2 separate regions of the Homo sapiens genome follow, and region 2 is linked to region 1. The links are chromatin contacts, found by Hi-C in ENCODE. All regions are on one chromosome and are shown on one strand. Each heading gives the region's core, a stretch centred on a gene start or an enhancer-like site at or near the end of the contact. The rest is flanking DNA. Distances are from core to core; before and after follow the strand shown. Region 1 overlaps FLT3 (fms related receptor tyrosine kinase 3). Region 2 holds the start of SLC46A3 (solute carrier family 46 member 3).

What was found. Hi-C counts contacts between places; a loop is a spot of excess contacts on that map. Pooled maps may share reads with other maps.
Region 2: a pooled map shows a loop between it and region 1 (2.2-fold over the local background). The contact joins the promoter of SLC46A3 here to the enhancer-like site in region 1. A Hi-C loop is called at or near these places in 6 of 37 single-sample maps with no recorded cell type and 5 of 50 pooled maps.

What each region holds. Positions count from the first base shown.
Region 1 is chr13:28,029,421-28,033,330 of GRCh38, reverse strand. The region is part of intron 15 of FLT3 (fms related receptor tyrosine kinase 3); the gene reads left to right. Among named protein-coding and RNA genes, the nearest start is that of URAD, 43 kb to the right of the region's middle. Within about 2 kb of position 1,675, at least 4 of the 41 ENCODE cell types and tissues checked have a DNase peak (open chromatin) inside an H3K27ac peak, as active enhancers do.
Region 2 is chr13:28,717,206-28,721,115 of GRCh38, reverse strand. SLC46A3 (solute carrier family 46 member 3) reads left to right here and starts at 2,146. Exons shown (of 6, transcript NM_181785.4): 1 at 2,146-2,620; 2 at 3,094-3,306. The coding sequence starts at 3,118. It also overlaps the pseudogene CYP51A1P2.

The sequences.
Region 1 (3,910 bases), core at 426-2,925:
AAGTTCTTTCTTACATTTGTGTTGTTTTATTTTTAGAGACAGGATCTTGCTCTGTTACCCAGGCTAGAGTGCTGTGATCATAGCTCACTGCAGCCTCGACCTCCTTGGCTCTAGCAATGCTCTCACCTCAGCCTCACAGGAGTGTGCCAAGACAATTGGCTAATTTTTTTTTTTTTTTGTAGATACGGTGTCTCACCATATTGCCCAGGATGGTTGCAAACTCCTGGCTCAAGTGAGGCTGCCTTGGCCTCCTAAAGTGCTGGGATTACAGGTGTGGGTTGAAACAGACTCTGGGTAGGAGAGAAAACTGGGGCCCTTTGTATCCTCACTTCGTTGCTCCATCCATTCCGATCTGGCGTCCAGCCCCATTGCTGGCCTCACCGTTACCACCGCTGACCCAGCAAAAGCATCTCCAGCTGGCTCTCTTGCTAAGGTCAACAGTGACTTCAAACCAAACCAAGCCTAATGGATATTTTTCAGTCCTCATTACTTGATTGTTCAGCATGAATTGATGCTGTTGATTCTTCTCTCCATCCAGAAGCTTTCTTTCTTTGGGTTTTGTGTCACCATATTCTGGTTTTCCTCCCACCCCTCTGCCCTTCTCAGTCCTTTGTGGGCTCATCTTCTTCCATCCAGCTTTTGTTGTTGTGGCTGATTTTGAAACTCAGTCCTTTGTGGGCTCATCTTCTTCCATCCAGCTTTTGTTGTTGTGGCTGATTTTGAAACACAGCCTTGCTCTGTTGCCCAGGCTGGAGTGCAGTGGTGTGATCTCAGCTCACTGCAACCTCCACTTCCCAGGCTCAAGCCATCCTCCCACTTCAGGCCCCTGAGTAGGGGGGACTACAGGCATGCGCCACCATGCCTGGCTAATTTTTGTATTTTTGGTAGAGATGGGGCTTCGCCATGTTGCCCAGGCTCCATCCAGCTTTTTATGGGGCATCCCTGTGGGCTTGCTCCTGGACCGCCTTGCGTTTTCGCTCCACACACTCAACACAGTCCATCCCCACTACACCCGTGATGTCCTCCCATACACCAAGGGCCCTCATGCTTGCGTCTCCTTTCGGAGCTTCAGGTTCATATGTTAAATGTTTGGATGTCTCAAAGGTCCCTTTAACACAGTGTATGCAAGGTGAATTCCCCTAACCCTGGCCCTGCACCAGCAGTCCTCTCTGTGACTGGTAATGAATGCCAGTGAATAAATAACCACATTCTATATAGTTGGGCACACTAGAAACCCGTGACTTTTCCTTGACACCTTCCTCTTTCTAACACCCTGTGAGCTAATCCTATCAGGTTTCCGATTAGTGTCTCTTGATTCCATCCTCGTCCCTCCATCTCTATGACCACCACTCTAGTTCAAGGCTCTCTCCTGGACAAAAGCTTCCAAAGCAGGTTCCTGTATCCACTCTTGCCTCCCTTTGGCTTCTCCATACTGAGGTCCAAGTGACAGTGGCGAAAGGCTAAGCAGATCAAATGGCTTTCCTACTTCACATTTCCTCCACCACCCGCATGGCTGGGCCACCGCTGCCTCCCCACCTCTTGCTCTCGGCACCCCAGAGCGCTGGCCTTCTTTCAGTTCCCCCAGCACTGTCCTCCCACCCACTGTGGGGCCTTTGCACAAGTGGATCCTTCTGCTTCCCCTTCCCCTTTCATGTAAGTATCTCCCACTGCCCCCTCAGATCTCAGCTTAAACACCACTTCCTCTGTCTCACACCACAGACAATATTGAGGCCCTTGCAATGTGCGACATTAGCTCTCTGCAGGCTTTCCCCCGTAGAATCCATCACCTTTGTCATGACATTTTTTAACATCCAATTGTTGTCCCATCTGTCCAGTAGCCCCTGTGCCTCATGAGGGCAGGGTCTGTGTCTGTGGTGCTGTGCTCTCTCCTTTCTCGACCTTTGCCCACTCTTTCACAACCCTCAGCACTGTTCTCCTCCCCTTCCACCATGAGTCACCTGGCCAGCTCCCATTTTTCTTCAGGACTCAGTTTAGACATTGAATGCTCCTTTCTCCACCCCTCCAAGGCTAAGGTAGCTATCCCTTTTGACCCTACAGTACCCCTGCACTCCTTTGCCACGTTGCATTTTTTCTTCTTTTTTTGAGACGGAGTCTCACTCTGTCGCCCAGGCTGGAGTGCAGTGGCACCATCTCAGCTCACTGTAAGCTCCGCCTCCTGGGTTCACGCCATTCTCCTGCCTCAGCCTCCCTAGCAGCTGGGACTACAGGCACCCACCACCACGCCCGGCTAAATTTTTTTGTATTTTTAGTAGAGACAGAGTTTCACCGTGTTAGCCAGGATGGTCTTGATCTCCTGACCTCGTGATCCGCCTGTCTCAGCCTCCCAAAGTGCTGGGATTACAGGCATGAGCCACCGTGCCCAGCCCAACGTTGCATTTTTTCTTTTTCTTTCTTTTTTCTTTTTTTGAGATAGGGTCTCACTCTGTCACCCAGGCTGGAGTGCAGTGAAGTCATCATAGCTCACGGCAAGCTTCAAGTCCTGGGCTCAAGTGATGGTCTGCAGCCTTTCCAGTAACTGGAACTACATGCAGGCACCACCAAGCCCAGCTAATTTTTATTTTATTTTATTTTATTTATTTATGTATTTTTACTTTATTTTATTTTTAAGTAGAGACAAGCTCTTGCTATTTTGCCCGGGCCTTTCTTGAACTTCTGGGTACCAGCAATTCTCCCGCTTGTCTCAGCCTCCCAAGATGTTGGGATTAGAGGCGCGGGGACCCACGTCTTGCCTGCCGTATTGCATTTATGGCACTGTATTGTCATGGCTTATTTACTTCTCTGCCTTCTCCAGGAGACTCTAAGATCCAGGAAGACAAGGGTTGTGTCTTGTTTTTCCTTCATTCCCCAGTGTCTAGGACATTGGCTCTTACAGAGTAGGCACTCAATAAATACTTGTTGAATGACTGAATGAAAGAGGTAATGGTACATGAAAATGCTTAGAAGAAGCTAAGCATGCTAAAAAATGTAAGATATTATTTTAGCCATGAGGAATAGGACATGAACAAGTAAAGCCCCGAATCCCTGTCCAGCGTGAAGCTGAAGACATGATGTATTAGGGGGTCCCAGTGCCCACAGGAAATCCCACCCCCAAGCTAAAATCTTGGAAACAAGGATACCCCTGAGAGCTTGCCCAAACCAAAATAGAGGATGTCAGCACCGGAGAAGCCACTATAAAGGTTAGGATGCCTTCCTGGACAAAATAATGGAACCTGGCAATCGAACCAAATCTTCACTGAATGTAAAGAAGAGTTACTATATCTGGAAGAAAAAGTCTGTTCACAGAGGGGTGGTGCCTGGAGCCTGGAGAGGGAAGTCCAGAGACCCTGCCCTTGCCCCTGTGGCTGCCCGGGCTGCCCTGACCAACTGCACATGAGCCGCAATGACGGGAGCCCTTGGATTCCATAGTGACTTTCCTCACACTGTGCTTCTAAGTCAGCTTATAAGTACAGTTTGCTGAGCTATCTGGAATTTTCCCTAGAGAGAGAATGCATTGGCCAACCAATATGTTCTAGCCTGCTTGGCAGTTTTATTTCTCAATGTCAATTAATGGGTCTCTTGAGCACCTGATAGTGGGAATTAGTCCTCTTTGACCTTCTCCCATTGGACTTGCTGGCAAATCTAATGTTCTAGACCTGAGGGCCACAGGCTAGAGTCAACCATGCTCACGACACTGTTATCTCTCTCTGACTACAACAGATCCAAGAGTTCAAACAAACAAACAAAAAGGACGTTTCTCCCTTCTGTTAACTTGTACTGAGGAGGAAAAGCATGTGTTATTATTTTGTTTGTTTGTTTTGAGGGCCAACTGTAAGGATTTTTATTTTGGTAGGTAGAGGAAAGTCCTGTTGAAAGGTGCATTACCAGATTCAACATTTATACTATAGTCTTT
Region 2 (3,910 bases), core at 897-3,396, 690 kb before region 1:
TATAATTGGTCACATTCTGTAAAGCACATTCTGTTTAGGAATCACTTATCTCAAATTATAACTCAGGGCCTAACTATATGAGATGGCTGAAAAAATACCACATTGTCTGTTTTCACTAGATGATGCCAAAATATTTTGCTTTACGTATATTACAGTTCTTTTTAAAACACTGGAAGACTCATGTTAAACTCTAATTGTGAAGGCAGAAACTCTGCTAATTTTTCACATTAAAATTCTCTTTGAAAAAATACAAAAAAAAAATGACTGTTGTCACCATAGCGATCAGCAGCAGAACTCATTAAGAAGACCTGGCTTTCTTCTTCGTGTGGAAGAGTAGGAATGCAAAGCGTGGAAGTATATTGGACATTAATTATTTTTGCCCCATAAGAAAGGACATTTTCAGCAGGGCACGGTGGCGCATGCCTGTAATCCCAGCACTTTGGGAGGCTGAGGTGGGCAGGTCCCCTGAGGTCAGGAGTTCAAGATCATCCTGGTCAACATGGTGAAACCCTGTCTCTACTAAAAATACAAAAATTAGCCGGCCATGGTGGCGCACACTTGTAACCCCAGCTACTCAGGAGGCTGAGGCAGGATCATTGCTTGAATCCGGGAGGCGGAGGTTGCAGTGAGCCAAGATCCTGCAACTGCACTCCGGCCTGGGTGACAGAGCGAGACTCCACCTCAAAAAAAAAAAAAAAAAAAAAGGACATCTTCTAAGTGCCGTTTAGAATAATATAGTACTTAGTACAAAGTACTGCAACTTAAAATATTATGTCTTCCTTGCAAACTGTATCTTACTCATGTTTGTTTATCTTCTTTCCAATATCCATGCTCCATTGTTTGAAACTCATAACAAGTGCTTCATAAATGCTGATTTGAAGAAGCTGGGAAGTAAGATTAAGTGGCAAGTCCAAGGTTACCAGCTACTAAGTATCAGTTAGGACTCAAACCTAAGACGTTTAACTCTGCATTCAGTGACACAACTGTCATTTAAGGAGTGCTGAGGAAGAGAAAGCAGCTCTGACATCCAGGTGCTGGAACTATCAGCTGGGCCTTGGTGTTGCTAAGAACTTTTCTGGACCATGGTGTTCTGTCGAATGAAAACAATTTCACGGAACACCAAAGTCAGACAAGAGCATTCTGTAACCATGATCAAGACAAAAACAAGACCACGTCATAATTTTGTCTGAACACGGACAAAATTTAGGCACTGTCTAAACCACAAAAATGACAAATATGTGTGACTGTTGCTTCTTTATCATTCATGGCTTTAGCCTCTGTCTAGTCTTGACTCCTAAATAAGACTTATTAAGATACCCAATCATAGAATTACTGCCATTTCCTGACAGCAACCAATCCAGAGTAAGGCCTTGCTTTCTTGAACTCTTCCCAAAATCACATAACGCAAGCCCATAGTAAATTCTAACACCTTCTTACTGAGATGCCCCCACGGTTCCTCATGCATGCATTTCTCCTGGCTTCAAGAAGTAGTAGCTCAATTCTTTTACTACAAGTTGTTCCTGGTGGGTGTGTTGGAGAGCACTGACAACTCCTCCTATGTCCAGGGGCTGTGTTGTGTATACATGCTGAGTGTTTAATTAGACAACCCTGTAAGACTTATCATCCCCACGTGGCAGATAAAGACATGGAGGTTCATGAAAATTTAACGATTTGCCCAAGTCCCCCCTCCCCTCCCCAGGAAAAGCCAGCGACCACATTCCAACCCTCCGCTAACTCTGCATTGAGCACTCTCTTTCCTATGCCCTCCACCTGCGCCCATTCCCCTCTTCTGCGGGCCGACCGGGATCCTGCTGGGGGCTACAGCCCAAACATGTTACTTTTCCAACTGTTGTTTTATGTGTTTCTATGAGAAAGGATATTCGGATTCAGAAATGCTTTGCAACTCCAGAGCTGTTGAGCCTGCGGCGCGGCCCACCACTCAACAGCGGTGCTGAGTGGCTGCTCGGTCGCGCGGGATCCACTCCGGGCCTCCGAGGGTGGGTGCACGATCCACTAGCCACTCTCCAGGGGAGAGTGACGTCCGGGTGGACCAATCGCCGCTGGGGCACCGACCGCTGGGCCCAATCGCAGGAGAGCCGGGTAGAACAGTGACAGCGCCGCGGCAGCCGACCCCGCCTCCTCGGCGGACAGCGATGCTCAGCTGGCTGCGGCCGAGTCATCGCCTAGCGCTGGCAGGGCCGCTGACCGACCGACGGAGGCGCCGATTGGCCGATTGTCCACTGCGCAGAAGGAGCAGCTGCTCCGCGCCCCGCCGCGCCGCGCTGAGGCCGAGGTCCGCAGGGCCGCGGGGAAGCCGAGGGCTGCCGGAGAACCCTGCAGGTGTCACTCGGGACGCGGAAGTGCGCTTGCCGAGGTTTGCTTTACAATACGCTTGAGACTCCCCGACAAGCGTAATTTGGTCGAGTTCGACGGGAAAGTACTCTCCCCACCCCAGCGCCGGCCGCGTAGTCCGAGGTTACTGTCCCCGGCGCGTCCTCTGTTGCCCCAGTCCAGAGGCTGCCCTTGAACCCGGGCGCGCACGAGCGCAGGGCATCCGAGGCGACAGCCCCTGGCACGGCCCGACCTGTACCCAGCCTGGCAGGAAGACTGTAATCGTGGGGTGAGTTAAAAATAAGGCCCTTTCGATTGGGAGCTGCTTTTTAAAACGCCCCCTCCCTGTCCGTTTTTAATACGCAGCAAAATAACAATAACAATTGTGCAACTGTCGCTTCCCAAAAGGAACCTCATTGTTGAACTTACGAAAAATCAGTTGGCAATATACAGTGTGGGAACTGTACTGTGATCATTGGCTAACCAAGATGGGTGACAGTTTATGATTTCAAAGACTCAAAGGCGGCTTGAGTCCTACAATGTCCTACTCATAAAAATGGAAAGCATGGCAGCCTCAGGTTGTTACAGAGTACTCTACTCCAAAGTAAAAGTTATTCTCTGAGAAAGTGCTTACTGCCTTTTCTGTTCTCTAGTTTGCTTGTTTAAACATTTACTCCACAAAATTGCTCAAACTTACCCATCTTTGAATATCTAGCCTCTGGGATGAGACAGATGATCTTTCTCCGTTTTCACTTTTTATAGAATACAGCTACCTACCCAGGCAATATGAAGATTTTATTTGTAGAACCTGCCATTTTCCTTAGTGCATTTGCTATGACTTTGACCGGTCCACTGACAACGCAATATGTTTATCGGAGAATATGGGAAGAAACTGGCAACTACACTTTTTCATCTGATAGCAATATTTCTGAGTGTGAAAAAAACAAAAGCAGCCCAATTTTTGCATTCCAGGAGGTAAGAAATTACAATATCCATAGTATTTAATAAAATGGGAATGTATACCGGGCTTTGAGTTAAAGAGGACCGTGAACTCATCATCCATTGGTCTCTCTAGGGCGGCCATCAAAGTCCTAAATCCCAAACCTAATGGCCTTTACTGGGAACTCACCTCATTTGAAGTTTCCTGACACCTTTCAAATCTGCCTCTTCTTCTTAAAACACCCTCCTGCTCTGTGACACTAGCTCTTCTCCTTTCTCTCGGAAAATTTCACCACAGTGTCATCTCTTCTGTGGCTGTCTCCTTGCTTTGTCCTAAAAAAAAAAAAAAAAAAAAAAAAAGTCTGAAAATTGGGGCAGGGCAGGCTGGAATGAGCTACTTGGTGGACAGGGGTGGCTGAAACATGGTGTTTCTGTCTCTCACTTGCTCTATTCTTCCCCAATCCTTTTACTGTTTCTGCATGTCCCAGCTTTCAGGGACTCTAGAAAGTGGCCCATCACTGAAGATTGTGAGCCAGTGTCTGTCACAGGGTGGGGTGGAGGAGCATTTATTATTTGGTGGTGGTATCAAATCAGCCTTGGCTCTCACGTGTTGAGGAGCAGCTGTGTGGGGACATCTGGA